Linked DNA regions of Homo sapiens: region 2 is linked to region 1. The links are chromatin loops, found by intact Hi-C in ENCODE. Cell type or tissue: pancreas. All regions are shown on one strand. Each heading gives the region's core, and the rest is flanking DNA. Links, peaks and the distances in the headings are about the cores only.

Region 1 (10,542 bases), core at 1,332-9,331:
GTCCTTTACTAAAGACACTAGTCTTCCCTTTCTTGTGTGTGCTTGGCAACTTTGTCAAAGATCAGTTGACCATAAATGAGTGAATTTATTTCTGGGCTATTTATGCTGTTCCATTGGCCTATATGTCTGCTTTTGATTGTACCATGCTGTTTTGATTGTTACAGTTTGGTAGATTTTGAGATCAGGTAGTAAGAGGAGAGATTTTTTTATAGGTTTGAACATTTCTTTTTAATACCTGGAACTTTAAATTTTGTTTGTTTGTTTTGTTTGAGACGGTGTCTCACTCTGTCACCCAAGCTGGAATGCAGTGGCATAATTTCAGCACACTTCAACCTCTGCTTCCTGGGCTCAAGCAATCTTCCCTCCTCAGCCTCCTGAGTAGCTGGGACTACAGGCACAAGCCACCATGCCCAGCCAATTTTGTTTTCTTATTTTATTTTTTATTTTTGTAGAGATAAGGTCTCATTATGTTGCCCAGGCTGGTCACGAACTCCTGGGCTCAAGCGATCCTCTTGTCTCAGCCTCCCAAAGTGTTGGGATTATAGGCATGAGCCATGGTGCCCAGGCCTAAAATTGTTATTTCTTAAGGTGTTATTCAGTATATTTAAGTACACATTCACAGTGGGTGATCTTGTACTGAATAAAAGATAGTTAGGAGCTGTGCCAGATACTGCTAGTTGCCTACCCAATAGTTCTTTTTCCTTCTTATTAAACAACCTCTGTATTGTGGCAGTGAAAGCAGCTAAACATCTCCCAGGCTCCCCTGTAGACAGAGAAGTTCAGCACCGTGTAAGAAATAGAAAGTTATTTTAAAATATTTACTCAACTGGCAGATACATCCATTTTGTCCCCCCCTCTTCTTCTTTCTTCCTTCTTAAAACATGGATATAAAAGGCTAGAACCCCAGTGGCCTCTGTCACCCAGGAAGAAACCCTAAGGATGAAAATCCAGGTGCAAAGCAGAAATGCAGAAGGAGCCTGGCTCTCTGATACCAGCATGCCAATGAGAACTGACTACATCTGACTGTGACATTTTATTTTATTTTATTTTTATTTTTGAGACAGGATTTCACTCTGTCACCCAGGCTAGAGTGCAGTGGCATGACCACAGCTGATTGCAGCCTTGACCTCCCACGCTCAGGTGATCCTCCTACCTCAGCCTCCCAGGTAGCTGGGACTACAGGTGTGTGCCACCATGCCCAGCTAATTATTTGTATTTTTTGTAGAGACAGGGTTTCACCATGTTGCCCAGGCTGGTCTTGAACTCCTGGGCTCAAGCAATCTGCCTGCCTAGGCCTCCCAAAGTGCTAGGATTAAAAGCATGAGCCACCATGCCCGGCCTTCCATAATGTTTTAGGAAAGAAAAATAAGCCTTTATTTTGCTTAAGCCACTGTTATTTCAGATCTCTGTTATTAGCAATGAAACATATTCCTAGCTCTTAGAGGAGCCTGATTTTTTCAAAGTTTTGTTTACCATTTAAATAAAGATAAAAAAGTCTGAATTAATAGTTTCTATAATATAATCAATACATTTCAATGAAATATGAATCCAGGACACATCAGTAAGTGAAAAGTAGAGAAACAGAATTATAAACTATCACTACCATAATATTTACAAAGATAACACTTTCCAAACTAGACCTTAAATTTTCTTTAGAATATTATGATGCCTTTAAAATTCTGTTTCCTTTACTGGATTACTTAATTTTAAATACCTTTTTTGGAAAGTGGTCTTTCTTTTTCATTGACAAGTAAAAATTGTGTGTGCATCTATATGGTATACAACATGCTGTTTTGATATAAGTGTACATTGAGTAATGGCTAAATCAAGCTATTTAGCCTATGCATTAACTCACATACTTATCTTTTTATGGTGAAAGCATTTAAAATCTCCTCTCTTAGCAATTTGCAAGTATACAACATATTGTTATTAACTATATTTACCATGATGTACAACAGATCTCTTGAACTTATTCCTCCAGTCTAACTGAAATTTTGTGTTCTTTGTTTCTCATGGTTTCTAGAACAGGAGATGGCACATCCTAGACACCTTATACATATTTTTTTTTTTTTTTAAGATGGAGTCTCGCTCTGTCACCCAGGCTGGAGTGCAGTTGGGCGATCTCAGCTCACTGCAGCCTCCACCTCCCGAGTTCCAGTGATTCCCCCGCCTCAGCCTCCCAGGTAGCTGGGATGGCAGGCACATGCCACCATGCCTGGCTAATTTTTATATTTTTAGTAGAGATGGGATTTCACCATGTTGGCCAGGCTGGTCTGGAACTCCTGACCTCAGGTGATCTGCCCGCCTCAGCTTCCCAAAGTGCTAGGAGTATAGGCATGAGCCACCACGCACGACCCCTTATACATATTTTCAAGGTAAGGGAGGCTGGCACTTGACATAACATAGTACTTATCTAGCACTGATAGAATTGTGGGGTGATTAATCTTCTTTTGGTTTTAGTTTATGAAAAATAAACTATTTCCTAAAGAAGAATGTGGGAGAGAGAGAGAAAGGAAAGGAGATATCAAATATATCAAAGACAAATTCACTCTTTTGTTTTGAGCCATCTTCTTTCTCAACAATCAAAATGCTGAAGTTTTTTTAACCTGATGGACAAGGTTAAGAAAGACAAGATTAAGGTTAATAGATAATTCACCAAATTGTTCCCTAATATCCAGCTTTCAGAGGCATGACTCTGGATTCAAACATTTGCTTCACTGCTTACTCTGATGTCCTTGGACGAGTCACTGAACCTCACTGAGAGTAAATTCTTGCATCTCTAAAAATGAGAATAATAGAACCTTATGTGACACTCTCCTGCAAATCAAAAAGAACAAGTCAAATGGACAAAAGATCTGACTAGGAAACAAAGTGCCACTACATTTATCAAGAGCGTTTCAAATACGTTGGATATCAGAATTGCAAATTCAAGCAATGATGAGGTTTCATTTTAGACTAATCAGACAGGAAGAACTTAGAAAACTGGATAATTCCACTGCTAGCAGAGAGACAGAGATAGGGTTGCCTGTGCTGCTGGTGAGCCTTGGCCCGATTCTCAGCAGCCATTCTGGGGAGGAGTCAGACAGGTCCCTGTCGAAATGCAGGTAGACTGTTCACTGTGGCCTACCAAGGATGGATCCTGGGTGACTCTCATAGGAATTCTCACCCAGCTCTGTACGAAGCATAAGCGGAGACGGTCCTTGCTCTGCCATCCCTGGGAAATGGAGGGGTAAACCAGGCCGCAAGCACATAATAGAGCACTAGCCAGCTGTTGGAGGTAGTTGGATGGTGTACACAGGACAACACATAGAGATTTTGAAAACAGTGTTGAGTGAACAAAGAAAGAAACAAAATAAGACAATACAACAAACATAAGTTAGAATAAAGGCACATACAACAGCAATACACATTTTGCCAGTAGCACATACATGCAAAAGAGTGTGCACTGCACTCCTTAGAACTGCACCCTGTGAGGATGGGAGTGAGGATTTTGGCTACAGGCAAGGAGGAAAAGAAACTGAATAAATAACTTTAAAAGTAATTGAGGGAGTCAGGTGTGGTGACTCATGCCTGTAATCCCAGCACTTTGGGAGGCCAAGACAGAAGGATTGCTTGAGCAGGAGTTTGAGACCAGCCAGGGCAATATAGTGAGACCTTGTCTCCACAAAAAAAAAAAAAAAAAAAAAAAAAAATTTAATTTGCTGGGCATTTTGGTGTGTGCCTGCAGTCCCAGCTACTCAGGAGGCTGAAATGGGAGAATCACTGGAACCCAGAAGGTGGAGATTGCAATGAGCCCAGATGGTGCCACTGCACTCCAGTCTGGGCAACAGAGTAAGACCCTGTCTCCATAAATAAATAAATAAATGTAACTGAGACCACAAGTGTAAAAGAATTTAGTATAGTGCATGGTACAAAGTAAATGCTGAAAGAATATTAGCTCATATTACCTCTTTTTTCTTCTTTCTCTAAAAATTAAAAAATAATAGTAAAATAGGTCGGGCATGGTGGCTCAGCCTGTAATCCCAACACTTTGGGATGCCAAGGTGGGAGGATCACTTGAAGCCAGGAGTTTGAGACCAGCATGGGCAACAAAGCGAGACCCCTGTCTCAAAAAATAAAATAAAATAAATTAACCAGGCGTGTTGGCGTGGTCCCAGCTACTTGGGAGGCCAAAGCATGAGGATCATTTGAGCTTAGTAGTTTGAAGGTGCAGTGAGCTAGGATCGCACCACTGAACTCCAGCCTGGGCAACACAGCAAGACCTTGTCTCAAAATAAATAAATAAATTATTTAATTAGAATAAAATGAAAATGGGGGGAACATATGGTACATTAGCATTAGCATAGCCTTTGGAATCAGAGACAGTTGTCAGCTATTCTATGAAATTGACCAAGATACTTAACTTCCCCCTGCCCTGCCCCCCGAGACAGAGTCTCACTCTGTTGCCCAGGCTGTAGTGTAGTGGTGCAATTTTAGCTCACTGCAACCTCCGCCTCCCAGGTTCAAGCAGTTCTCCCTGCCTCAGCCTCTGGGGTAGCTGGGATTACAGGTGCCCACCACCACACCCAGCTAATTTTTGTATTTTTAGTAGAGACAGGGTTTTGCCAGGCTGGTCTCGAACTCCTGACCTCGGGTGATCTGCCCGCCTTAGCCTCCCAAAGTGTTGGGATTACAGGCGTGAGCCACGGCGCCCGGCAACATACTAACTTTTTGAGCTTCTGTTTTCTGATGTCTGAAAGGATGATAAGACCAATTGTAAGGCGTGGTTGTCTAGACAACTAAATTTAGATCATATAGGTAATATACCTACTATATAGTATGTTCGTACTTTATTTTCCATCTCCCTTCACCCTAATATGTCCCCAAATTTGCTATAATTTGTAGAGTGTGGCTCTCTTTCATAACTTTTGGCTGTGAGAGTCTCCTTCGCCCCACAATATCATAATTATTTTTTCAGAACAGTCATTAAACACTGCATTGCCTCTGTCTGTTTGTTCCAAACTGTAGAAAAACCCTAGTCTTTTGGACACAATCATTTTATTTGACCTTTTCTGCAACTTATTCAGCTTCATTCTATCTTTCCAAAAGAACATTGATCTGTCCAAAGAAAACAGCATTCCAATCCATACTCTTGGTTTGTTTATATACTTAGCATAACTTCTCGGTTCTATTTTCTTTATGTTGTCCTGCATTCTGTATGCTTTTTCATCTTCCAGCACATATCAAGCCAACATCTTCAGGGAGTGGTCTGCTGGGACCGGTTTACCATGCCTCACTCAGGTATCTCCTAGAACAAAATCACAATTTACCAAGCGCAGTAGGATGAGTCTAGACAAGATACGGGCTTGTAAAGAAGGAATTCAACCAGAAGGTGGCACTATTGCAAAGCCAATCTAAACGCATTGCTTTCAAGACGCATTTTCTAGGATTTAATCATATACACAAAATAAATATTGAATCAAATTTTATATCAATAAAAGAATAAAGAAATGTGTACTTCTGCTTATGATAACTATAGTGGAATTATAATTATAAAACTGAACATGTGTTTTAAAAGTTTACTATCAGGACAGCATGCTTCTTTACAATATGTAGATTTGCAGTTAACTATCAATTGTGGCCAGTTTTAAATATCACAGCCATTTAAGCAAAAAGGCAAACACTTTTCTGGCTCTCATGATGTGCTAGGGATAGTTCTAAATACTTTATACAAAGTCATTTAATTTTTGCAGCATCCCCATGGAATTGGTCTTATTGTTGGATTAGCATCTCTATTTTTTTCTAGATGAGGAAACTGAGGCACAGAGAGGTTAAGTCACTGGCCCCAAGTCACAGAGCTGACAGGTGAGAGAGCCAGGACTCAAACCCATCCAGGCTAGCTCCACTCTGTGCACTTTACTACTGCAGTGTGCAACCTCTGAAAGTTAGAAGGAACTGTAAAGGTCATCATGTCTCATTCCCACTGGAAGCAGAAGCCCTTCCTTGGCTACCCTGACAGGACAGGACAGTGGAGGAATCCCACTCTTCAACATGAGCACACATCAGGGATCCATGGGCCAAATCACCCCCACCCACCGCCTCCACTCTGAGCAAGGCTCAATGTAACCTGCAAGACTGGTTCTCCCCTTTCCCTTCTAGCTCCATAGTAGACCACCTGCTGCCCATCATCACTCTTTTTCCTTCACTTATGTTAGTGCCGCAAATGCAGCAATGCCTGTCTGAATCCCAGGTGTGATCTGAGTTTAATTCTCCATCACAGGGCCCTGTGTAAACCACTTTTAACTCTAGTATTAAAGTTAAAAGTCAAAACTATTAAGAATAACTGTAACCACAAAACCTTGTTCATAGGTACACAATATAAAAATACACTCTGATATCAATAACGTAAGGTAGGGGGAGTAAACATGTAGAGCTTTCACATGCAATCCAACTTAAGTTGTAATCTCAAAATGGGCTATTACAGCTCTGAGGCTCATATGCAAGCTTCATGGCAACCACAGTTGCATTCCTATACGCTCACAACAAGCTATCCAAAAAGGAAAGTAGGAAAACAATCCACATATTTTTCAGGTTCTATTTAATGCCAAGCTTTTTTTTTTGGCATGTTTTTTGCACATTTTGTTGGTAATAGTGCTGTTTAAAATGGCCCCCAAATAGAAGTGCTGCCTAGCGTTCCTAAGCACAAGAAGACTATGATGTGCCCTTACGGAGAAAACACACAGAGAAACTTCACTCAGGCATGAGTTCAGTGCTGTTGGCCATGACTTCAATATTAATGAATCAACAGTATGGTACATCCAGGAAAAGGCAGTGGAAATTCATCAGTCTGTATACAAGGGCACTCCAGAAAGTGCTGGAGTTATGTCTACAGTGTATTATAAACCTATGTGTATTAGTTCATTTTCACACTGCTATAAAGAACTACCTGAGACTGGGTAATTTATAAAGAAAAGAGGTTTAATTGACTCCCATTTCCATGTGGCTGGGGAGGCCTCAGGAAACTTACAATCATGGTGGAAGGCTAAGAGGAAGCAAGGTACCTCTTACATGGTGGCAGGAAGTGGGGCAGGAGGAAATGCCACACTTTTAAACCACCACATCTCTTGAGAACTCACTACTGTCATAAGAACTGCATGGAAGAAACTGCCCCTATGATTCAATTACCTCCCACCAGATCCCTCCCTCAACAATTTTTCCAAACAACTTTTATTTCCTCAGTCTTCCCTAACCCTGTGGAAAAAGAAGCTGCCATTGACCAGTCCCAGGGTAAGGCCGATATCTTTTCTACTCCCTCAATATATATTTTAAAAAATGCCTGCTAAGTATTATGCAGGAAAAGGGTTGTATGAATTGTAATGAAGGGATTACAATTCAATATGAGATTTGGGTGGGGACACAGAGCCAAACCATATCACTATGGAAAACATGGATTGATGAGATAACCACTGATTTAAAAAGCATGTGGACAGCATTGTTTCGAGGCTGAAAGCCAAAGACATTTATGTTATGTTCCTTAGGACAAAGAAAACGTTAAAGCTTTCTCAGCTACTGGTTGGCTCACTCATTTCATTCAAAAGGCCAGATGACGTGAGATGTTGAACTTACAGCTGAGGTACGGTCTGCGATCAAGAGGCTGAGGAAGAATTTTTAAAACCTCTGCCGGAGCAGGTGAGGTAGCAGGGCTGGAAAGGCCACTCTGATTGGGCTACGAGGTTGAAGTGCCCCCTTGGGACTCAGTTGGCCTACAAAGATGCTTTCCAGGTATCCTGCCTCCAATGTGTGCTCAGACAGTGTCAGTGCCCAGCAGAGCTGACCGAGACAACCACAACAGTGCAGCTCGCCATCTTCACCAACATGCCAGGCGGCTTGCTCTTCTTACTTGTCATTCTCCATCACTACATGGCCACCAGTAATCCCAAGAGGCAGGAGTGTGAGTGGGGCTTCTCTGCCCAGGGTTCCAGGACACAGTCTGAGGTGAGATGGAGGGTGTGAGGGGCTTTTGCACTTCACCCCTCTCCCCATCACAACATACAAAGCAATGCCACCTGGATTTTTCCAAACAACTTTAATTTCCTCATAGTCTTCCCTAACCCTGTGGAACAAGAAGTTGCCATTGACTCAGTCCCAGGGTAAGGCTGATATCTTTTCTACTCCCTCAATACATATTTTTAAAAATGCCTGCTAAGTATTATGCAGGAAAAGGGTTGTATGGAAGAGCAGGTTTTGAACATCAGTGAGGCTGGCTTGTTTTACAAGGAAGTTGGCAAATAAATCTACCTAACAGGGTGGCATCTCAGTTGACAAAAATGTTTCAGCCAGAAGCTCACAGGAACATAATCCTGTATTTCCTAGCATAGGAGCAGTGGTTCAGAATTTGCTAACTCAATGTCTGCTACAACCTTGTAGAATATAACTACCGTGACTAACAAGGATCACCCATACCTCCCTGTCATGCTGAAATCGGGCATGTCCATGCTTTCATCAATGAAATGGGAGCAGAGGGGACATGTTTGATGTCCAGACAGAGTGTTCAGAGCACTATATCCTTCACTATGCCCTGTTTTCCATTAACCACATGGTCGTCTAGCAATGTTCTAGTCTACAGCTTCTCCATGAGCCAGAGCCTGGACAGAAGATGTCAGGGAGTAAATCAATGATGATCATGCCAGAGAGAGAGAACATGTGGTTTGGAGTCACTGAGATTTGGGGGGCCATTTTGATTACAACATAACCCAGGCTATCCTGATAGAGAAGGTTCCTGTATAATGCAGACAAAACATCATGTTGGCTTGGATGAAAATGTTAGCAGTGGAGGTGATGAAAAGTAATCAGATTCTGAGCGTTTTCTGAAGATCAAGCCAACAGGTTTTGAAAATGGATTGGATGGATGGCAGAAGAGTGAGGAGACAAGATTTTTGGCCTGAGCAACTAGAAGCTTTAAAGTTTCGTGTAATTGAGAAGAGGAATACTAGAAGAAGAACAGATCTGGGGAAGACACATAGTTAAGTTTGGAGCATGTAAAGTGTGATATTCTTGTTAGACATCCAAGTGGAAATATCAAACAGGAGTTAGAATGTAGGAGAGAGGTCGAGCTGGAGACTCGCATTTTAGAATCTTCAGGTTGCTGATGGTACTCAGAGCCATGCAATTAGATTTCATCATCAAAGGCATAAGTGTAGGCAGAAAAGAGAAGAGGTTCAAGGACTGAGTCCTAGATCATGCTGACATTCAGAGGTCAGGAAAAAAAAAAGAGGAACTAGCAAAGGCAGCTGGAGCCATGAAACATGAGACATGAGGAGAGAGCAGTGTTCTCAAAACCAAAGACAGTCTCTCGAGGAAGAAGCAGCACTCAACTGTGTCAAATGCTATGGACAATGGTCAAATAAAAACATGAGGCTCAGCTTTCAGAGTTAGCAGTGTGGAGGTCCTTGAACAGACAGTTTCAAAGGTGAACCTCATCCTAATGGATTCTTAAGAAAATAAGAGGGGTTAAATTAGAGAAAACACAAGTCAAAAATGCTCAAAGCTTAACCTTGTGCCATCTAGGAAGGGAGACAAGTTTACAGGGTCCAGCTCCAGTATCAAAAGCAGAGCAGAGAAGGTACATTTGAAGAGGAGAGGCAGGAAGCTGACAACTGGCACACTGCTCCATGGCATAAAAATATCTTAGAGAAACTTCCCAGTTTTAATTATCCGGACTGTAGTGCTATACCAGCACTAAGTACAGCAAATAAATACAGTTTAGGTCAGTGTTCTCCAAACTTCCTGATGACAAGAATCACCCAGGATCTTTGTTTAAAACACAAATTACGATGCATTTCTACTAGGGCTTCTGATTCCGTAGGTCTGAAGTGGAACCCAGGTAAACTGTATTTTTAACAAGAGTGCTGGGTGATTCAGATCTTTGGGCAGGTTTGGAGACACTAGTTGAGGAAATATTTTTCTTAGTATTCAAGCAATAGATATCTGCATCTGATTTTAAAGTGTGTATGGGGTCTGCGTGTGCATATGTAAATGTGAGTGTATTTTATATATTGTATACTGTATACACACACGCATATATTATGCAATTTTGTTAAACATTTTGTTTTAAAAAATATGTATACAAAATCTTCAAGAAATCAATTAATAAAAAAGATTTTAATTATTTAATTTTTTATAAAGCCTCTTCTCTTTCCTTCCTACCTTCTCCTATTCCTTTTATATTCCCCAAAACACCTCCAAAACACCCCAAAACAGCTTTATGAATTCATTGGGAATTGGCTCATTCTAAATGAATACTTATAGTCAGTTTTAGAAGACTTCAGAGAATTCTGTCTGGAACCCCAATATGTGACCACCCCAGTTCACATGAATATACACACAAAGTGATTTTTATAACCAATTTTCTATTTGTCATTACTTTATAAAAGAAGAAAGAATAGTGCCTCAAGATCAGACATGTCTGTTGTTTAAAAAATTAGATTCTAGAAACAGTATAAATGTATCTGTCCATAAAATATTTGACAAATTATAAAGTAAATTTTGATGATTTACCTCAAG
Region 2 (10,449 bases), core at 2,450-10,449, 280 kb after region 1:
CTTTTGGACAAATATAACATTTTTTGAGAAGCACTTTTTAGAAAAGTTTAAAAATATAAGAAAACTTCAAGATGAAAATATAAGTTATCTTTAGTCTCAGCAGACATAATATCTACTTTAATATTTTGGTATGTGAACTAGTTTTTTATATTTAACATATATACTGTATCAGAAAATGGAGTTATACTTTATATGGTTTTATAGCCTGTTTTACTATCTTTAATAATATTTAATGACTATCTTCCTTATCACACATGCTCCTGCAACTTCCATTTTTAAGGGCTTTTTGGTATTCCAGCAAATAGGTCTGCCATAATTAGTTTTTCTTTTTTGAGACGGAGTCTTGCTCTGTCACCAGGCTGGAGTGCAGTGGCGCGATCTCGGCTCACTGCAACCTCTGCCTCCTGGGTTCAAGCGATTCTCCTGCCTCAGCCTCCTGAGTAGCTGGGACTACAGGTGCGCACCACCATGCCCAGCCAATTTTTGTATTTTTAGTAGAGATGGGGTTTCACCATGTTGGCCAGGATGGTCTCGATCTCTTGATCTCGTGATCCACCTGCCTCGGCCTCCCAAAGTGCTGGGATTACAGGTGTGAGCCACCGCGCCCGGCCTATGATTAGTTTTTTAAAAAGACCTGCTGGAAAACTTTTAAGTTGATTTTTATATTTTCATTATTATAAACAAGCATTCTGTAAATAACTCTCATTATATATCCATGATGATTTTCTGAGGATCAATGTCTGGAAGTGGTAAAATAGACTGCAAAGTTTTAAAAAGTTTTTTTCACTATGAATTGTCAAATTGTCCTCCAGAAAATTTGTGCTAATTCATGAAAATTCTTTAGCAATCACTTATTTTTTTTTAAAGAAGCAATTCTTTGCAATGAGACTTCTTAAAAGGATATGTCTGTCTTTGTATGATTTTAAAATGCAGTATGTGAATAGGGGTAACAAGAGTTCAACTAAAAGTTAACTGACTTTAGGTAGATCCCATGAGAGCTAAATGTTTTTCAATTTTAAATGAATAGTGATAAGTATTTAGTGTTCAACGTTTGGATAATATCAGTTATTAGGAAATTGAAGTTGTGAGGATGAAGAGAAAAATCCCGGAGTTTTTTCCATTAACAATTCTCCCAGATATTAGCATTTGGTTAAACCAAGCACTTAAAGGAGTCCGGGATCGCCATGGGAACTCAATAGAAAATCCTCATCTTCTCACTTTGTTTCATCGGCTCTGCAAACTCTTATTTTTTCGAATTCGTCCTATTTTTGTGTTTGATGGGGATGCTCCACTATTGAAGAAACAGACTTTGGTAAGTGTCGTATAGTTTTTAGTAAGTGTCAAATAATTTTTTTCTTTCTGCATTCTTAGAAAAATTCACATAAAATTTTTGTTTTCTCTTTAGAATTTTAGAAACAGACTTATTTTGACACATACTTAATTACATCTACTTTTTTATCTTGAACAATTAATTTTTCTTTTAAAAAGTTTTATGAGAGTTCATCATGGGTACAATGATAAAATTTAACTTTTAAATAAAACTAACTACTAAAAACCTTGCTGTTGAGAGTTTTCCCTTCAGAGGATCTTGTTAGGTGTTTTATATTTATTTCAAGGATGCGGCCATCACTCAGAACACTGTGGAAACCCTCTTTTGGGAAGTGCCTCCCTGAATCTGAGATCAAGTATCCTCCGTGATAGCAAGCCTTCTTTTAAGGGGAATTGGATTTTAGGAGTAAGCAATGTTATGTGGTGCCAAGTGGTGACTAAAGTGGATTATCTAGGAAGGAAATTGACCATGATATAGAAGAGTCAGAATGAGTTGCTGCTTTATTGTTCTGGAAGTAGTTTTAAAAAATGTTTTTGGAAGGCCGGGGGCAGGAGGATTGCTTGAGCCCAAGTCCAGCCTGGGCAACACAGGGAGACCCCATCTCTAAAAAAATGACATAAAATAATGTTTAAACAGTCCAAATGACAGCACCCATTTGGATATATGACTTTTATTTGTTGAAAATACCAAAGTAATGAAATGATGACTTTGTAATCATACCAGATACTCTCTAAATGAGGATATAGGATAAAAGTAAGGATATAGGATAAAAATAAAAAGCATTTATAAATGCTGGGGGACCTTTGTTGCCTCAGTAAGAGTGTCTAGTCTTGAATGTTGCAGTTTTCAGTTACCCAAGGCATACTGTAAATCAGGTACTTTGTGGAAGGATTAGAAAGGAAAAGAGAATATCTTGGTTATTTTTATCCGATATTCAGCCATAAGCACAGGGACTATCCATTTGTCACTACTTGAACATTTCTTACAAGATATTTCTATACATTTTAGAATTTCTCATGATATATAATCTTGAATATTGAAGGGCAGAATTACATGTAAGTAATGCATGTTTATAAAAAGCAATATTAGAAATTGTTTTTGGTGTCACTGTGACATTTTATAGAATAAATAAATAATTTCTTTTGGGAAGCATTTAAGCTTTCCACTTCTTGGGCATATTAAAAGACATTTAAAAGAAACTGAAAGTAAATTAAGTTTCCCAAATATATTGTGTAGTAGCCCATTAAGTAATAGATGGAAACTCTGGGTGTCCTTTACGTAGCAGCAACCTGAAGATATACACTGATATGGCAATTAGGAGGAAATGCTAAAGCAGCCATAGTCTGAAAACTCAGACAAACCAAATTCTCTGGAAAATAAATCACAGCAATGTTTCTAGTGGTCTAATATCCTGAAGTGAGATCTTACATCCTTTCTTCTCATAGGTGAAGAGAAGGCAGAGAAAGGACTTAGCGTCCAGTGACTCCAGGAAAACGACAGAGAAGCTTCTGAAAACATTTTTGAAAAGACAAGCCATCAAAACTGCCTTCAGAAGCAAAAGGCAAGAGGAAAATTATAGTCGTGTTAGAGATGAAGTTTTAAAAAAGTGATTTTTGTCTTGATTTCCTGCGATTCTCTTTCCCTATCTAATTTTGACTCTCAACAGAAAATAGAGAGTGAAATGAGACAAGTAGGCTGCCATTTTGACCTGGTAATTTGGAGTTGTGGCAATTCTCCGTTCTGTGAGAATCAACTTTGCTAATGAGAAAAAAAAGCTGTCGTGTTGCGTCATGTACACTTTTTACTTTGATTATGGTCTTCTTGACTCTAGGTGAGCAGCCCCGCCAAGGTTCCTTCCTTTCTCTCGGCTGCATTTATTTTCCACAGCAGTGGCCTGAGAGCAGCCAGGTCAGGTCCCTGTTCACCATCCTGAGCAGGGTCTGCATAATCTGTTTAAAGATTTGTGTACTTTCCAGAGATGAAGCACTACCCAGTCTTACCCAAGTTCGAAGAGAAAACGACCTCTATGTTTTGCCTCCTTTACAAGAGGAAGAAAAACACAGGTAAATGTTTAACTATTTAAGAATATTATTTTAGTCATTGCTACATTCAGACACATTTAAACCTTGATGTGTTATCTACATGATAAGGCATGTGAACATTTCTTAATGCATCTGAAATAGGCATGCTCTATACCTTTCAGAATATTTTTCAAAGACTAAATTTTTTATTTACTATTCTTTGTGTTTTGGTGATTCATGATTCTTATTCCTCTTCATTCTAAAGAACTTCTGCCAGGGCTGTGGATTCTAAATTCTCCAAGGCATGAATTTTAGTTTTGCTTACACTTTGCTTACACATGCTGTCTCTAGCTGCTTTTCAATCCAGTATGGTCTCTCTCACCATGATGCTAAAATACCACAACCCATGACATTCTTGTTGCTAAATCTAGCAGACGCTTTGCACGTCTTAGTGTGCTCGACTTCTCTGCACTAAACACCATGCCACACTGCCCCGCTCCCCCGGCATCTCTCTGGCGCTTTCTGCTCAGCCTCTCTGTGGACTCCTCTTCCTCTGTCTCTCTCTTAATGGTTGGTGGTTTCTGTGTTTGAAGTGAAGGTGGAGAACCGGAAGCTTGGCAGTTTGCCTTTGTCCCCTGTCCTTCCCTCCACCTCTTCCTTTCCCAGGAGTTCCCAAGAGACAACTTAGCTTTTGTATCAGCTCAGTTCTATTTGTCTCCATTGCTACCACTGTCATTTTTTCTCCAGGTTACATTATTAGCTTTTAAACTTCTTTCTGTCTTTGTCTTTGATCATACCCTTTTTGTAATAGTTCCTCCCACCAAGCCCAATCTCTGTTTTGTGTTATAGTCTGTTTAAAATCCAAATCTGATATTGTCATTTCCTTACTTAAAACACTTTCTAGCTTCTCCTTCTCATTTTTTTCTTTCTTTTTTTTTTGAGATGGAGTCTCTGTTGCCCAGACTGGAGTGCAGTGGCACAATCTCAGCTCACTGCAACCCCTGCCTCCTGGGTTTAAGCGATTCTCCTGCCTCAGCCTCCGGAGTAGCTGGGATTACAGGCACGTGCCACCACACCTGGCTAATTTTTTGTATTTTTAGTAGAGACGAGGTTTCACCATGTTGTCCAGGCTGGTCTCGAACTCCTGACCTCAAGTGATCCACCTGCCTCGGCCTCCCAAAGTGCTGGGATTGCAGGCGTGAGCCACCACACGCAGCTTAGCTTCTCATTTCTTTAGGATAAAACTTTAACTCCTTAATTACACTTTCCAGTCTTATCCCTGCCTTTCTTCACATCATCCACAGGCAGGCTTTCTTTTCCTTGTTTCTATATGGTCATACAACTTAGTTCTTTTGCCTGGAACACTCTTCTCCATGAACCTTCCCGCTCCCTACAACTACACTCATTAATTCGTGGCTAACTCCAACCAGTGTAATTGCAGGAGATCCTGGAAAGCTTTTGTGACTCCTAAATTGGGTGAGGTGACTCCCTATTGCATCTCTAGTGACCTGCCCTTCCCTTGTGGTGGAAGTTATTAGATCCCACTCTAATTGCTTACTTACACGTGTCCCCCACCAGACCATGAGACCAGTAGTGGCACAGATCTTGCTGTTTTATTCACCACTGTAGCCCGTATAACGAGCAGAGCCTTGCATACAAGTATTTTTGTAAGGGGTCCTTAAAAATCATAGATATCGTAAAAGTATGTTTGACTTTCAGTTCAGAAGAGGAAGATGAAAAAGAATGGCAAGAAAGAATGAATCAAAAACAAGCATTACAGGTATTTAGATCATTTTTGAATTCAGAATGTATTCTGTTATTTGAAATGAATGACATGAAAATGAATATTAATGAGGTATATCAAACTGTGAAAGTTCCTGATAAAAAGTAAAGACAGATGGCTTTTTGGTTGTGCATATATATGTGTACATGTATGTATTTAAAACACACTCACCTACACACGTGTATATATATATATATGGAATTTGCCATTATGCACATCTATATATTCAAAACAAGCTATTTTTCTTTTACAACCAACCAACCAATAGTAATATGTGCTTACATAGAAAATATAGAAAACATATCATTCATAAATAACTTGTAATAACAGTTTGATATATTTTCATCCATTCTTTGCCTGCCCCATATAGTTGAATATCTGTGTGTGTATTTGTATATATGTATCAAATGTGCATGTGTACATATATATGTGTACACATATGTGTGTATGTTCTAGTTATCTGTCGCTGTGTAACTTAGTGGTTAAAACATCATTTGTTATCGTCATCTGTCTGGGTTCCAGGGGTAGATGAGCTCAGACAGGCAGTTCTCTCTGGGGTCTCTTGTGTAGATGCAGCCAGTCTGTAGCTGGGGCTGGAGTGATTAACGAGGTTTCCTTGCTGCCATGGGCGGTGGTTGATGCTGGCTGTCAGCCAGTCTTCCATGCGGCCAGCACCAGAGCACCTACTTGTGGCCTCTCCACGTGGCCTGGGCATTTTCCCAGCATGATGACTGTATTCCCAGTGTGGGCATCCCAAGAGAAAGTTCTAAGCAGAAGCCCTGTTGCCTTTCTGACCTAGCTTTGGAAGTTGTGCAGCATCCTTCCCACTACATCCTGTTCCTCAGAAGCTAGTTACTGCCCTATGGAAGGGGCAGAGAGTTAGACAAGAAGAATGTCCCACACATATTTTCATGAATAACATTTTTACAAATTGAGATTATGCTGTATATATACATTTTTTTCATAAACATTTTTCAAGTTTCTTAGTGTCACAGATAGCATTTTTTGATTCCCAAATTCACTGTTTCTTGTTTGTTCATATGGTTTTGTTCTATCAGGTAGAAACTTTTGAGCTAAAACCTCGAGATCCTTCAGGTTGCGGAGGTGCTGTGCTATTAATGCAGCTAGTGAGAGCAATCTTAGTTAAGACCATGGGCCTCGTGGTCAAAAAGACCTGCGTTTCAGTCCAGGCTCCACTGTTCACTAGCTGTGTGATCTTACACAGATTAAATTCTCCAAGGCTTTATTTTTTTTTGTAAAACGAAATTGATATCAATGCCTTCCTGATGGGGGTGATGGGAGCATTAGTGAGGGAAAGCACAGGAAATGCTGAGCGCAGTGACAGGTCTGTCCTACGTGTTTGCTGGTTGGTACGTACACATGTAACATACAGACATGCAGGACATCAGGTTGTATTAGCTTATCTTTTTTACTAATGAAGGATTTTAAAGTACTTTTGGTAATGAGTTAAAGTTGAGAAAAGTTTTACACTTTTCCATGTCTTCTGTGAATTTCTTTTAATTTCATTTCTTATGTTATAAGCAAAATAAAACTAACTTAATTATGGGAATGATATATATTGCTTGAATTCCTAAGGCACATTCTGTCTTGGGTTCTTGCATTTTCTGTTCTCTCAGCCTGAAATGCTCTATCCTCAGTGAGGCTCTTTGATATCTTCCAAGTCCCTGCTCACACATCCTCTTTTTAGTGGGGTCTTCTTTATCTATCAAATAGATCTTTTTTTCCACGTTCTGTTCATGTAATCACTCTCATATCAGATAAATCTGCTTTATTTTACCATTATCTTGTTCATTTATTTATTTATTTATTGTCTTCTCTCCTCTGCTCCTAAGAGCAGGGACCTTATCTGGCACCTTATCCGATCTCACAGTACCTTAGCACCTAGAACAGTGCCTGGTGCCTTAGAGGTACCTGCTAAGTATTTTTTTCTTTTGAATGAATTAAAGAGTGAATGGCTACATTCCCTAATTTGCCTACTCACTTTGTTGCCTGTCACAGATTATATGCAACTGTGTTTAGCCAATTGTTGATTATGTAGAACTGTGTTTATTATATAAACATAATACATATCCTTAATGTTGAATAGAACTAAGTGTATGAAATGTAAATTTCATGGTGCTGTGATTTTATCTTTACAGGAAGAGTTCTTTCATAATCCTCAAGCGATAGATATTGAGTCTGAGGACTTCAGCAGCCTGCCCCCTGAAGTAAAGCATGAAATCTTGACTGATATGAAAGAGTTCACCAAGCGCAGAAGAACATTATTTGAAGCAATGCCAGAGGTGAAATATGCAACAGTACATTCATGCTTAGAATTAAGAACTTCAGCAAAACTTTTTATTAGAAAGAAGAGAAAATTGATAAGCAATACTTACACGATATCTCAGTTAACAGTAAACAGCATTTCTACATCTCAGATTCTAAGAAGCATCGTATATTTATACGTTTGAGCCTATAGACATTTACTCTAAGAAGTTTTTCTTGACTTTTGACCCGAGACTAGGTCTTTTTTCCTGGTCTTTGTTCTCACAGCACCCTGTAATATCACTTCATAGTTCTTAGTTCCAAAACACGCTTATCTTGCTCACCTCTGTATTTTCAGTGTCTAGCTCAGTATTTTTCACATGGTATGTGTCCAGTAGATGCTTACTGACTCAATTCTTAGGTTAGGTCATAAAAGTTATTGTAACCTATAATATACATTGTCTATAAAAACTAATAGTCATATAGAATCTAATCACAATGGAAAAATAAGTTCTAAATTGAAATTCCAGGTATATCTTCCTCTGCTGCAGCCCTAGAGATGCCATTGGCTCTCCACATTCCCTTGCCCTCTTCCTGGACAGTGCGAATGGGGCTTCTTCACCTTGGAACATCTTGTAGCTTGGCAGGCCCAGAAAGCTAGAGTGGAGGTGGTATGTGCAGTTGGGTGCTAGCAAATGTGTCTCCTGATCATGCTGCCATTGATACTTAATTCATGTTACTATTGATGACTCCCTGTCTTAGTTGCCAGTGAGTGAGTTCTTTTTCTCTTTCTGTTGCTGCTACCTGTTATTTCTACCGTAGTTCTCCATTCACCCACTATAGGACAGAATCGAAATTTTGCAGCATCATCGACCTTAGTGCATAGATGGAGTGTTTTTTTATTTTCTACAATTTTTGAATATTGCTTAAATTGATAGCAGAAATATGAAAAAGGAAGGGTAAATTTCTTTTCTCATCACTCCCTGTTTTTTCCACAAAGAATGTGCAGTAGCACACACTAAGGTGCACAGAAGTGACATTCTTGGGTCTTTGGATATACAAAGGACAGAAGTAAATTGATTTTTATTTCAGGAGAAAAATCCAGGCTCAGTCTGTCTATCAGGCATTTTATTTCTTGAGTATGAAAGGATCTCTGGCTGGCAGTTGAGGAAGTAGAATTTTGGTTGTGTAAACAATAACAGGAAGAAATGGGAGAAAGAGAGACAGTCCCTAATGATTTACTGTTCTTTATTTTCTTTCTGCAACCATGAAGTCTCTGGAAGTGGTGGACTGTAGGGTGGTGTGGAGTAGCAGCTTACTGGATCTGTAATTTTGATAGAGATGTTCTAAGTCATCCATGTTGGGCCTTTGTGTGATCTGTATGTCGTGCAAATGTAATATTGATAATAGTAGTGATGGTAGGTAATAATAGCAGTAGTAATAATCATAATACCATAGTTCCACTTTACTCACGGTTTGCAGTTTTCAGTGACCTGTGGTAAACTGTGGTCTGAAAATATTAAATGGAAACTTTCAGAAATAAACAATTCATAAGTTTTAAGTTGCACACCATTCTGAGTAGAGTGATGAAATCTCACACCCTCCTGCTCCATCTTGCCTGGAACGTGAATCCTCCCTTTGTCTAGCATCTCCGTGCTGTAGATGCTTCCTGCCTGTTAATCACTGAGTAGCTGTCGCGGTGATCAGATCAACTGTCGCGATATTGCAGTGCTTCTCCTCAAGTCACTCTTATTTGACTTAATGATGGCACAACAGTGCAAGAGTATGATGCTGGCAATTTGAATATGCCAAAGAGAAGCTGTAAAGTGCCTCCTTTAAATGAAAAGGTGAAAGTTCTTGAATTAATAAGGAAAGAAAAAAATCGTATTCTGGCTGAGGTTGCTTAGATCTGCATAAAAATGACTTTTCTATCTGTGATATTGTGAAGAAGCGAAAAGAAATTGGTGCTAGTTTTGCTGCCGTACCATAAACTGCAAAAGTCATGACCTCAGCGTGTGATAAGTGCTCAGTTAGGATGGAAAAGCCATTACATTTTGGGGTGGAAGACATGAAGAGAAACATGTTCTGATTGATGACAATCAGGTTTGGTACTTCTGCAGTTTCAGGCATCCTCTGGGGGTCTTGGAACATACCCCAAGGATGAGGGGGCTGTCTACTATGTTAATAGAATCAATTGTAGTAAATTGACATGCTTTTGATCCCAGATCTACCACTTATTAGCCCTGTGACTCTAGGGAGGTTACCTAACCTATTTAAGTCCCAATTTCTTCATTTATAAAATGGAGGTGATATCTGTTTCATAGGATGATTGTGAGAATAAAATGAGGTATTATATGTAAAAGCACTTAGAAAAATGCCCTCCATGGGAAATGCCTTATAATGTTAAGTATTACTGTTAATAACTGTGATTACTGTGATTTATTGTGTCTTTTATGGGATAAGGTTGTGCAGGACACTTCACTTGCATATTTACCTACATTCTAGAAGATTGTTAAGCCATAATCAGATGTCATAGTGACTGCTATGCATTACATGCTCAATACATGTTTATTGAATAATGATTAAATCATAAACAGTATTCATGATTTTTTTTTTTTTTTTTTTGAGGGGAAGTCTCGCTCTTGTCCCTCAGGCTGGAGTGCAATGGCACAATCTCGGCTCACTGCAACCTCTGCCTCCCCGGTTCAAGTGATTCTCCTGCCTCAGTCTCCTGGGTAGCTGGGATTACAGGTGCCTGCCATCACACCCGGCTAATTTTTGTATTTTTAGTAGAGACAGGGTTTCACCACGTTGGCCAGGCTGGTCTCGAACTCCTGACCTCCGGTGGTCCACCCATCTCGGCCTCCCAAAGTGCTAGGATTACAGGCATGAGCCACCGCACCTGGCCATAGTATTCATGATTTTTTTTTGCCCAACTCTTTCGAAGATTATTTTTTTAAAAGGAAGCTGTAGTTTTTCTTGTTATTCACCTTTTATAATATGAAACTACCATCAATGAAAAAAGCCAATTGTTCTTTGTTCCCTGTTGG

What was found. Peaks named below come from ENCODE experiments on the same cell type or tissue, not always from the same donor. Only the 100,000 strongest peaks of a DNase experiment are listed, where the experiment ranks them.
Region 2: it touches region 1 in a loop (4-fold over the local background); 98 of 110 quality-filtered maps call a loop at or near these places.

Annotation. Positions count from the first base shown.
Region 1 is chr13:102,575,388-102,585,929 of GRCh38, forward strand. No RefSeq gene overlaps it. Among named protein-coding and RNA genes, the nearest start is that of TPP2, 16 kb to the right of the region's middle. RefSeq lists an enhancer at 9,083-9,182. In pancreas, for the core only: a CTCF peak has its summit at 5,371 (motif pointing right); no DNase peak of the experiment used is centred there.
Region 2 is chr13:102,850,982-102,861,430 of GRCh38, forward strand. It overlaps BIVM-ERCC5 (BIVM-ERCC5 readthrough), which reads left to right. Exons shown (of 23, transcript NM_001204425.2): 10 at 1,137-1,312; 11 at 2,776-2,891; 12 at 3,307-3,393; 13 at 5,071-5,131; 14 at 7,294-7,437. ERCC5 (ERCC excision repair 5, endonuclease) reads left to right here. Exons shown (of 15, transcript NM_000123.4): 2 at 1,137-1,312; 3 at 2,776-2,891; 4 at 3,307-3,393; 5 at 5,071-5,131; 6 at 7,294-7,437. Among named protein-coding and RNA genes, the nearest start is that of ERCC5, 10 kb to the left of the region's middle. In pancreas, for the core only: no CTCF peak of the experiment used is centred there; a DNase peak (open chromatin) is centred at 5,800.